2 separate regions of the Homo sapiens genome follow, and region 2 is linked to region 1. The links are chromatin loops, found by intact Hi-C in ENCODE. Cell type or tissue: Caco-2. All regions are shown on one strand. Links, peaks and the distances in the headings refer to the core of each region. The heading gives the core; the rest is flanking DNA.

Evidence for each region. A loop is a pair of places that touch in the nucleus more often than their neighbours do. Peaks named below come from ENCODE experiments on the same cell type or tissue, not always from the same donor. Only the 100,000 strongest peaks of a DNase experiment are listed, where the experiment ranks them.
Region 2: a loop joins it to region 1, with 2.3 times the contacts of the local background. A loop is called at or near these places in 1 of 110 quality-filtered maps.

What each region holds. Positions count from the first base shown.
Region 1 is chr3:64,242,193-64,246,589 of GRCh38, reverse strand. It overlaps a transcript of PRICKLE2 not described here. Among named protein-coding and RNA genes, the nearest start is that of PRICKLE2, 19 kb to the right of the region's middle. In Caco-2, for the core only: a CTCF peak has its summit at 2,033 (motif pointing left); a DNase peak (open chromatin) is centred at 3,929.
Region 2 is chr3:64,159,225-64,163,621 of GRCh38, reverse strand. PRICKLE2 (prickle planar cell polarity protein 2) reads left to right here. Exons shown (of 8, transcript NM_198859.4): 3 at 493-606; 4 at 3,545-3,682. Among named protein-coding and RNA genes, the nearest start is that of PRICKLE2-AS3, 26 kb to the left of the region's middle. In Caco-2, for the core only: no CTCF peak of the experiment used is centred there; a DNase peak (open chromatin) is centred at 2,050.

The DNA.
Region 1 (4,397 bases), core at 81-4,080:
AACAATCTGTATTTAACAAGCCTTCCAGATGATTCTGTTGCACATTAAAGTTTTAGAAACACTGATCTAACTGAACTCAGACCACAGGCATTATCAAATAGAGAAATACGAAGATCAAAAAGAAAGAAAAGAGAATTTTATTCTTATGTTGGAAGGTAGGGTTGTGGGGGTGCTATAGGTTGGGTCACGGTTATCTGAGAAGATCACTAAAGTTTTTTCCAACTTCAGGGCTCTGTTTTTAATAGCATCGTCAAGATCCCTTGTACAGCGTTTTTTAAAGGTAATTATAGCAATGAGGTTTTCCAAGGAAGAGAGGTGTACAGTTTTTGTTTTTGTTTTTGTTTTTTTGAGATGGAGTCTTGCTTTGTCGCCCAGGCTGGAGTGCAGTGGGATGATCTCAGCTCACTGCAACCTCTGCCTCCCAGGTTCAAGCAATTCTCTTGCCTCAGCCTCTTGAGTAGCTGGGACTACAGGCACGCACCACTACACCGGACTAATTTTTGTGTTTTTTGCAGAGGGGTTTTGCCATGTTGGCCAGGCTGGTCTCGAACTCCTGGCCTCAAGTGATCCACCTGCCTTGGCCTCCTGAAGTGCTGGGATTACAAGTGTGAGCCACCACACCCAGTGGTTTTTAAATGATATTCAGGAGAGCTCAAACCGATAGGAAAAGTCTCAGTGAATTATCATTTAATGAGAGAGAACCCCATCTTTGCAGAAATAACTAGGTTATTGGCAAATTGAGAGCACACATGGTTATTCAGACACCTGGTCCTTTCACTCCTGCCTTCTTTTAAACCTAAAAGCTCTGAGACTAAATGTAGATTTCAAACCCTGGATCTTCAGCTGAACAATGCTTAGCTGCCCATTCCGTTGGATTTAAAACTTTCTCAGGAATCATCCATTGGTACAAAAAGAGGAATCCTCCCCCATGCCTCTCTGGATTTGAATGGTTGGCCCAGACAGGAATACTTACATTGCCTGGTCAAAAGCCCCAGAACTGCTCAGTGCAACCTCCTAAAGTCTGTTGCAACACACGTCACCTCTTCAAGGTTATCATTTTCCTTTAAGATCTTCTATTGTTATGAGGGCGGACACTGATTCCAAACAGAAGCAGCAATCTACATGTAGAATATGTGTTTCAGAGTACTCTGAATGCTCTGTCTAAAAGTGGAAAGATGAGACTGAGAGGTGAGGGCCACTAGCATTGAGATAGCCGTGACTACAAAAAAAGACTTCTAATCCAGTATTTCCCAGTTTTCCCAGCCTGAGAAACCCCATAATTCTTGCAGAGATAAGCTTTCCCGTCCTTCCTTATCTGACCCATCTAAACTTTTTTGTTGTAGAACACTTTCAAACACTAGAATTTTTGGCAGGACATTTTAAGGAATTGGAGTTGAGCTTTATTTTTTCTTGTTAAATCAAGCTTTGGAAAAATCGAAAAAAAATTCTAGCATTATCCAGTGAACACACATTTTTTCTCTTAGAAAAATCGGCTTGAAATTTTCTGTGCTTCTTACCTCTTATTAGTAATAATTTACCCTATTGACAACAAGTGGCTAAATAACTTAATTCCACATTCTTTAGATTGGTAGCGATGTTATGGTAGGCATCTATGATTGAAAAAATAATTTACACACATGGATCAAAACTTGGCAGCCTGGTTTTGAAATATTCGGGGTATATTCATGTGTGCTATGACATACTGGTTGAGAACCATTGGTCTACCCACAACCGCAGTAGAATCATACCTGTGTATTACATATGTAATGATACTGCTCTTTTTTGAGCCATGAGCCACTTGACCCAATTACCGTGCTATATTTCTGCTATATGTTGGTGACCAGATGAAGCCTAGGTCATGCTAAGTTGTGTTTTGTGGCATGTATGAATATATCCATTCCCATTTTTTCGCTTTCTGTCTCTCTCTCCCTGTCTCGTTCTCCCTCTCTATCAGACACACACACACACACACACACACACACACACCAGTCATTCACTTTTTCTCCTCTAGGTTTATCATAGTTTCCCCTTTTATCATCATCACCTAGTGGCCAACATCAGAATGTCTAGCATATGTTCACTAAATCCAGGGTAATTGAAAATCAGCCCTGGCCAGGGAGAGCTCCTTCCTAAATATGACTTGGTAATTATCCCCGACATTTTCAAGTGAGAGACTAATTATTGCATCAGTTACTACATAATTCCCTTTGCCAGTTAGCTCATCTTATATCCTCCCTGAAAATGACAAGACACAAATAAGTATACAAATTGGAGCATGTTAAGATGGTGTTTTTGCATTTGAACTGAGATTCCAGGGTATCCAGCCTTGGTTACCAGTGGCAGCACAAACATTTTCACTGAGTAAAATTAAACAGAAGGTGTTCCAGGACTGTGGTTGATTTCGACAGAATATCAAGGCCAAAATACGGTAACTTCCCAAATGCTATAAGGGTTGCTCTGAGCCACTGCTTTGATTCCATGCAAGTTAACATTTCTATTCATCCTGTTAGTTTTTCTGTTGTCTTTGATTCGTCATGGCATCAAACAGGTGATGGGTCTTCCCTGAAAGATGCAACTTTTCCTATTCCATAATTTGGCTGCCACAAATTGGAATACTAACAATTATGACATGAAAGAGCATGGGTAGTACAGAAATAACATACTAGGAGGCTCACAGATACCATTTTATTGGGGTAAAATGAGACAGGGCATTGAGAACAGTGATCAAATATGTATATTTCTTGGACAAGTAGACTGGGTCCTAACCAAAATTAGTCTTCTTGTTTCTGAGCCTCAGTTTACTCATCTCTGAGATGAAGTGATTAAATCTGTCATCTTCTAACATCGTTTTTCTTAATAATCATAACTGACATTATTATAGCACTATTACTATGTGTCAGGCACTCTGCTAAGGGCTTCATCTGCATAATCTCCTTTAATCCTCAGAATACTATTATCTGTCCCCATTTTACACTGAAAGCCTCAAAGAGGTTGAATAATTCACACAGCTAGTAAGTGACAGAGCTGAGATTTCTACCCAGGTATGACTGATACCAGAATCTGTGTTCTCATCCTCTACCTTATATGAACCCCAAAGTAGCATGTGACAAGATAGGATTTCTAAAATGATTCTAGACCACTGGTTCCCAAGGGGGGCAATTTTGTCCGTCAAGAATATTTGGCAATTTCTGGAGATATATTTGGTTTTCACGACTGGGGAAAGGGTGACCAGTGGCATCTCATGGATATAGGTCATGGGTACTGCTGAACACCATGCAATACATGGCACAGCCTCCAACAACAAAGAAATTGGCATGAATTGTCTATAATGTCAAGGTTGAGAAATGCTGTTCTAGGCCCAATAAAGAAATGGGTACATCATTGAAACTTTCTGTTTTCTACTGTCCACAGACAATTTTTTAAAAAGCTGTCTTCAAGGGATGACATTCCTGTTTTTAGAGTTTTTGCACACATGCACTTCATATTCCCACTCTCAGTACATGGTTGTATTTAAAAGCCACAGGTTTTGGTATAAGACAGACCTAAGTCCAAATCCCTGCTCTCTCACTTTCTGTTTTTCTTTGGGGCCATCACCTAAACTCTTAGGCCTCCTGTTTCTCATCTCTCAGATAGAAACAATTATTCTCTGTCTTGGGATGACTAGGATATAGTAAGTGCTCAGTAAATAGTTATCTTCTTTCAGCAGTGCTTCTCTTTCCTTTTGTAAATATCTCAGTCAGACTGTGCTCCTCTTACAGATGACCAGGTACACTCTTGGCCCCATCATTAATGCTGGCAGGGTGCACAGATTGCCATTCACAGACTGATGCTCACTGTCTTAGACACACAGGAACTGGAGTGGGTGAAGTGTACCCAAAGAGAAGCAGCTGTAAAGCAATGATGGCCCAATGTGAGTGTAGGGGGAGGAGCAGTAGAAGCCAAAGAATCTGGGAATCTTGGCCCCTGGCCAAGTCGTCCACTGAAGTGGACTCTCAGGGTTGGCTAGTTTTATTGTAGAATACATTGTTGCTCTATACTGTAAATGGAAAATTAACTTGTGTAACCAGTCAAACAATCTTTGTGATTATTTGCGGAGCATACCACCCAGATAAGCTGAAGATTTATGTATTTTCTTTTAAAATACCTTTTCTAGGGTAGACAGGGTGGGAAAGAGGGTATAAGTTGAAGAAAGGGGGTTGGGAAGTGATTAGGTGAAGGAATTTCCTTCATGGAAACACTCCTAAGGAAAATGTGCAGTTGGATATGCTGCGCTTAGTTCATGAAATGTAAGTTAAAATGCAAGGTTCTAGCTAGACTGCTAAGAAGGTGACATTAAATATGCCCTTTTCCTTCTTTCAGAAAAAGATCATTATTATTATGTGCACATTATTTATTTA
Region 2 (4,397 bases), core at 139-4,138, 83 kb after region 1:
CGAAACCTGGAGGGCTTTAAATGTAGGTGGAGGCTGAGGTACCTAGGGGTTTGCCGAGTGCCAAAGACTGGCTTTAACTCCATTGCCGAGGCAGGTGCTGACATATCCCTTTGGCTAGGGAGGCACGTCATATGCTGGAGACTAACAGAGAAAATGGTAAAGCCAGCTCTCAGGGGAGTCTGCCGAGAAAGCCCTACCCTCTGGTTCACCAGCATGTCTGCTGAATTCTCTGTTTCTAGGAAAATTTACTAGCTTTATTTTTCCCTCACAGAGAGAGGGAAAAATCCCAGATATGGATGATTTGCCTGACTCTTGCTTTAAGGATGAATTTCTCTGCTTACCATAGGAAACTCATCTGCTGTTGACTTTCATAAAGAGTCAGGACTGCAGAAGTCAGTTACATCCTGCTGGGGGAATCATCTTCCCAGTAAGTGGGAATAGGCACATGGTTTGAGTAATGGGCAAGTCATCTATATGCTTTCTGTCCTTCAGGTACACCAGTACTATAGCTGTCTCCCAGAAGAGAAAGTCCCTTATGTCAACAGTCCTGGAGAGAAACTGCGAATCAAGCAGCTACTACACCAGCTGCCGCCACATGACAATGAGGTAAGGGGCTAGAGGGGGCTTATGCAGAATTTTCTTAGTGCCTTCTATGAATTGTTACCTTTTTCATAATCTGCCACCAATGAGGTAGCCGAAGAAGAACTCTGGCAATTTATTTTAGGTTTTAGCTTCCTTAATTAGGGCCAAAATAAACTGGCCAACAATTTACTTCTAGAGAGTATTACTAAAAAAGCAGAATCTCATTATAAACTGGATTGGCCTCTATGCCTGGCACTACTAGCTATTTGGGGGTAGCCAGGGAGCACTAAAATTCAAAAGCTATGATTCCAAGTTTTCTTACTTGAAGAATATGCCATGTGGGTTTCCTGTGTATTTTGGAGAGATGACTGAGATCCCCTGGACCACTTCAAGTCCTACAAAAGCTTTGTGACTCTCCTGAATTTTCGGCATCATTTCATATTAAATGAGCGTGCAAGTTTTCCACACTACACTGCAGGAGAATTACATGTCCAGATTTGTAGCTTCGAACGTCTGTGTTTTTGTCATGGTGAAGTCTGACTTGCTGAGGTTGTTCTTTGTACTCTTGAAAGTGTGGACTAGCAGACTGTCCTTTTTTCTGAACCCAGAAACATGGCACTGTAAGCGGGCATCTCTTATCCTCGAAATCTGATTGCTCATAAAGAGAAATTTGTAAACATGGTTTTCAAAGATCATTATGCTGGAAGGGAAGTCAGTTTACATGCTAGAAATTCATTTTTAGGTAACTGGTTTTTCAAAATAGTAATCCTATGGAACTGAACTGTCTACTTGACTCTGACTGCATTTAAAACAAAAATGTAATTTTTAATTGATAGGAGAAATAACCCCCTTAGAGAGCTGGGCACCAGCTTTCTACCAACTCTCCAACCCACGAGCTGAATCCCAGCAGCTCCGTCCCAGGGGAAATGAGTGCTTTTCAGTCTTATTTTCCCACATTAGAATGAAAGGGGATCATTTGAGAGCCTCAAAAATAAATTTGAGTAAGCAGGACAAAAACTTTAAAACTGAAGCAGTTCCCTAAAAAGAGAGCTATGATCCTCTTTACTGCTGCTTATTTCAGACATCATAAAGCAAATATAAATAATGCTTTCTCCTTTAAAGTTGAGAGCAAGCATTGTAACCTGATGCCTGGTTAACTAATTTGGAAGTGAAAATGCGGGTTTTTACAAGCAGGAAGGGTGTGCCTTCCTTTGAAAGCATGTCCCTAAAATGTCAGTGGTGTAACCATATATTCTGGGCTGTTCAGGTCACTGCAGTTCTCTCTGGGACGTTTACATGGAGACTTTTTTTTTTTTTTTTTTTTAACTCTTTTTATTTGACAGAGAGAAGGGATTGGCTCTTCTCTGATTTTAGTGGTTTGTTGTGTTTATGGTTAACTGTGCTTTTATGAAAAGAGACACCATTCAGATTACAATGTCCCATTGGTAGGAATTGTGTGTGTGTGACCCAGTGGGCAGATTTAGCCTATTTGAAATGGCTCTTTTGAAGACAAAGGGTGATTGTGATTCTAAAGTAAATATTTGACCATTTTCTTTTTTGCATAGATAAGACAATTTTGATATCCACAGCTGTCCTGGTTTTCAAATTAGGATGTGACAGTCCTAGTTCCAAGGTTTCCCTCTAACCATCTGTGTAACAAATCATCCAAGCAATTCACTTAACCTTTCTGATGTCCAGATTACTCCAAAGTATAACAGGAGACGGGATTAGGACCGTGTTTCCCAAAGTGTGGTATATACATGACTCTGAGTGTTATGTGGACATGGCAGTAAATGAAACGAAACCACATATTGAGAGAGTTACTATATTTTAAGTTGTATTGTATTCCTTGTGATAGAGTAGTTGAATAATCAAGGAGGAAATTTCAATTTAGTGCTAGCAGGTGTCTCATATCTCTCTAACTCACACTGGCCTCCACTTTTAAGTAGGAGCGTCAGGGATCTCTGTTTTAGGATTTCCTGCAAGCAAAGTGACCAGCTAGAATCTAACAACATGGTTCTGTTCCCAGTCTATTTAGGTTTCTTCTGGTTTTTTTGTTTGTTTGTTTGTTTGTTTGTTTGTTTTTGTTTTTGTTTTTACGGGTGATATTGGTTTTCCATTTATAGTTATACTTTCTTTTGAAATAAATGCATCCAAGTTTCCAAAAAACTGAGTCAGTATTAAAAACAGCATTGAGTAAATAACAGTGCAAGAATATAGCACAATTCCCAAGGTGTGCATAAGTAAGGGGAGATACTGGATTCAAATTATCTTTAATGTTCCTCCTTTAATTCTCTGAGTTTCTATATTTAACAAGAAGGAAAATGTCTCTTGCAAGTCGACTCAACTGAAGTCTAGCAGGCAGCTTGTTCCTCTCTCTACAAAGATAAACATGCAGAGACTTTTGTGCAGCATCACAGATGCCTGGTCCAACTCCTCAGGCTCACACCTTTGTTTCCCTGTTTTTCCAAAATGAGACGGGAGAACAGAAGCTGTGAGCACGTGGACACCTGCTCTGGCTCACTGACTTAGAGTCATTCTTGGTGTCAAGGATCACTTGCATGGGCACATGGAGATGAAAGTATCAGGTTCCTGCAGTTTGGAAGAAGGAGAACTTCTCAGCTCTTTCCTGGCAGCTGAGCCACCCCAGATGATTTGATCTTAACATGGTGAGCAGAGTGAGGCAGTCAGGATAAGGAGCAGGCACCTTTAGCCTGCCCAAGGCTTGGGATCCAGAATTCAGAGCCTTTGGTAAGCTCTTTTGGCTGTCCGCAATCTTAGTAGAGACTCACCTTAGTAGAGACTCACCTTAAATCTCTCCAAGGCTGTTGTGGTTAAAGTTCAGGCGAGGGCTATAAAACCAAATGAGAGTGTATTTAACGAGAAAACTCAGAGTCATGGGCTTCAGAAATCTTAAGGAGCAAGGGTGACTTTTTCCATGCCATTGTCTGTGTCTATTCAGGTTCGATATTGCAACTCCCTGGATGAGGAAGAGAAGAGGGAGCTGAAGCTTTTCAGCAGCCAGAGGAAACGCGAAAACTTGGGCCGCGGGAATGTCAGGCCTTTCCCAGTCACCATGACAGGAGCTATTTGTGAACAGGTAAGCATGGATTCAGGGGAGTGAAGAGGCATTGTTCTGGCATCTTTTCACCCATTCATTCATCCAACAATTGTTTTACTGAGTGCCTACTATGTGCCTGAGATACAGTAGTGAACAAAAGACGGGAAAGTTTCATCTTGCCCTTCTAAGGAGTTGGATTCTAGGGGAGGAAGTCAGACAATATATGTAATCAACAAAATAGAAAAAGATACAGCAAGGAAGGAGACTTGAATGTACTGGAAGTGTGGGGAGGCTGCAGTTTTAAGGAAGGTTGATGGGGAAGACCCCACTTAGAAGATCTGAGCAAAGATGTGCACAGATGTGCAAGAGGGAGAGAGTCTTGCAGATTTTAGGGCAGAGGGAATGCTAAGGCAGAAGGAATGACCGGCTTAGAGGCCCTGAGACAGGAGGGTGTCTATTATGTTCAACAGTGAGTTGGCCAATGGGCTGGGGCAGAGGGAGTGAAGGGAGATAATTCAGATAAAGTCAGAGTTCTGGGTGAGCCATTGGAAGAATTGAGCAGAGCAATGGCATGATGGATTTATGTTTTAAAAAGAGACCTTTAGAAAATGGAGTTGGCTTGGGCCATGGGTCAGCCTCCCTCCCAGGATCATCCCAGAACGAGAGCCATTTAAAGGGGAGGTAAATGATCTTCTCCTGAGAATTGAGAGTTCCTTATTGAAGTGCATGAAGCCCTTCCGAGTCATGTTGACAG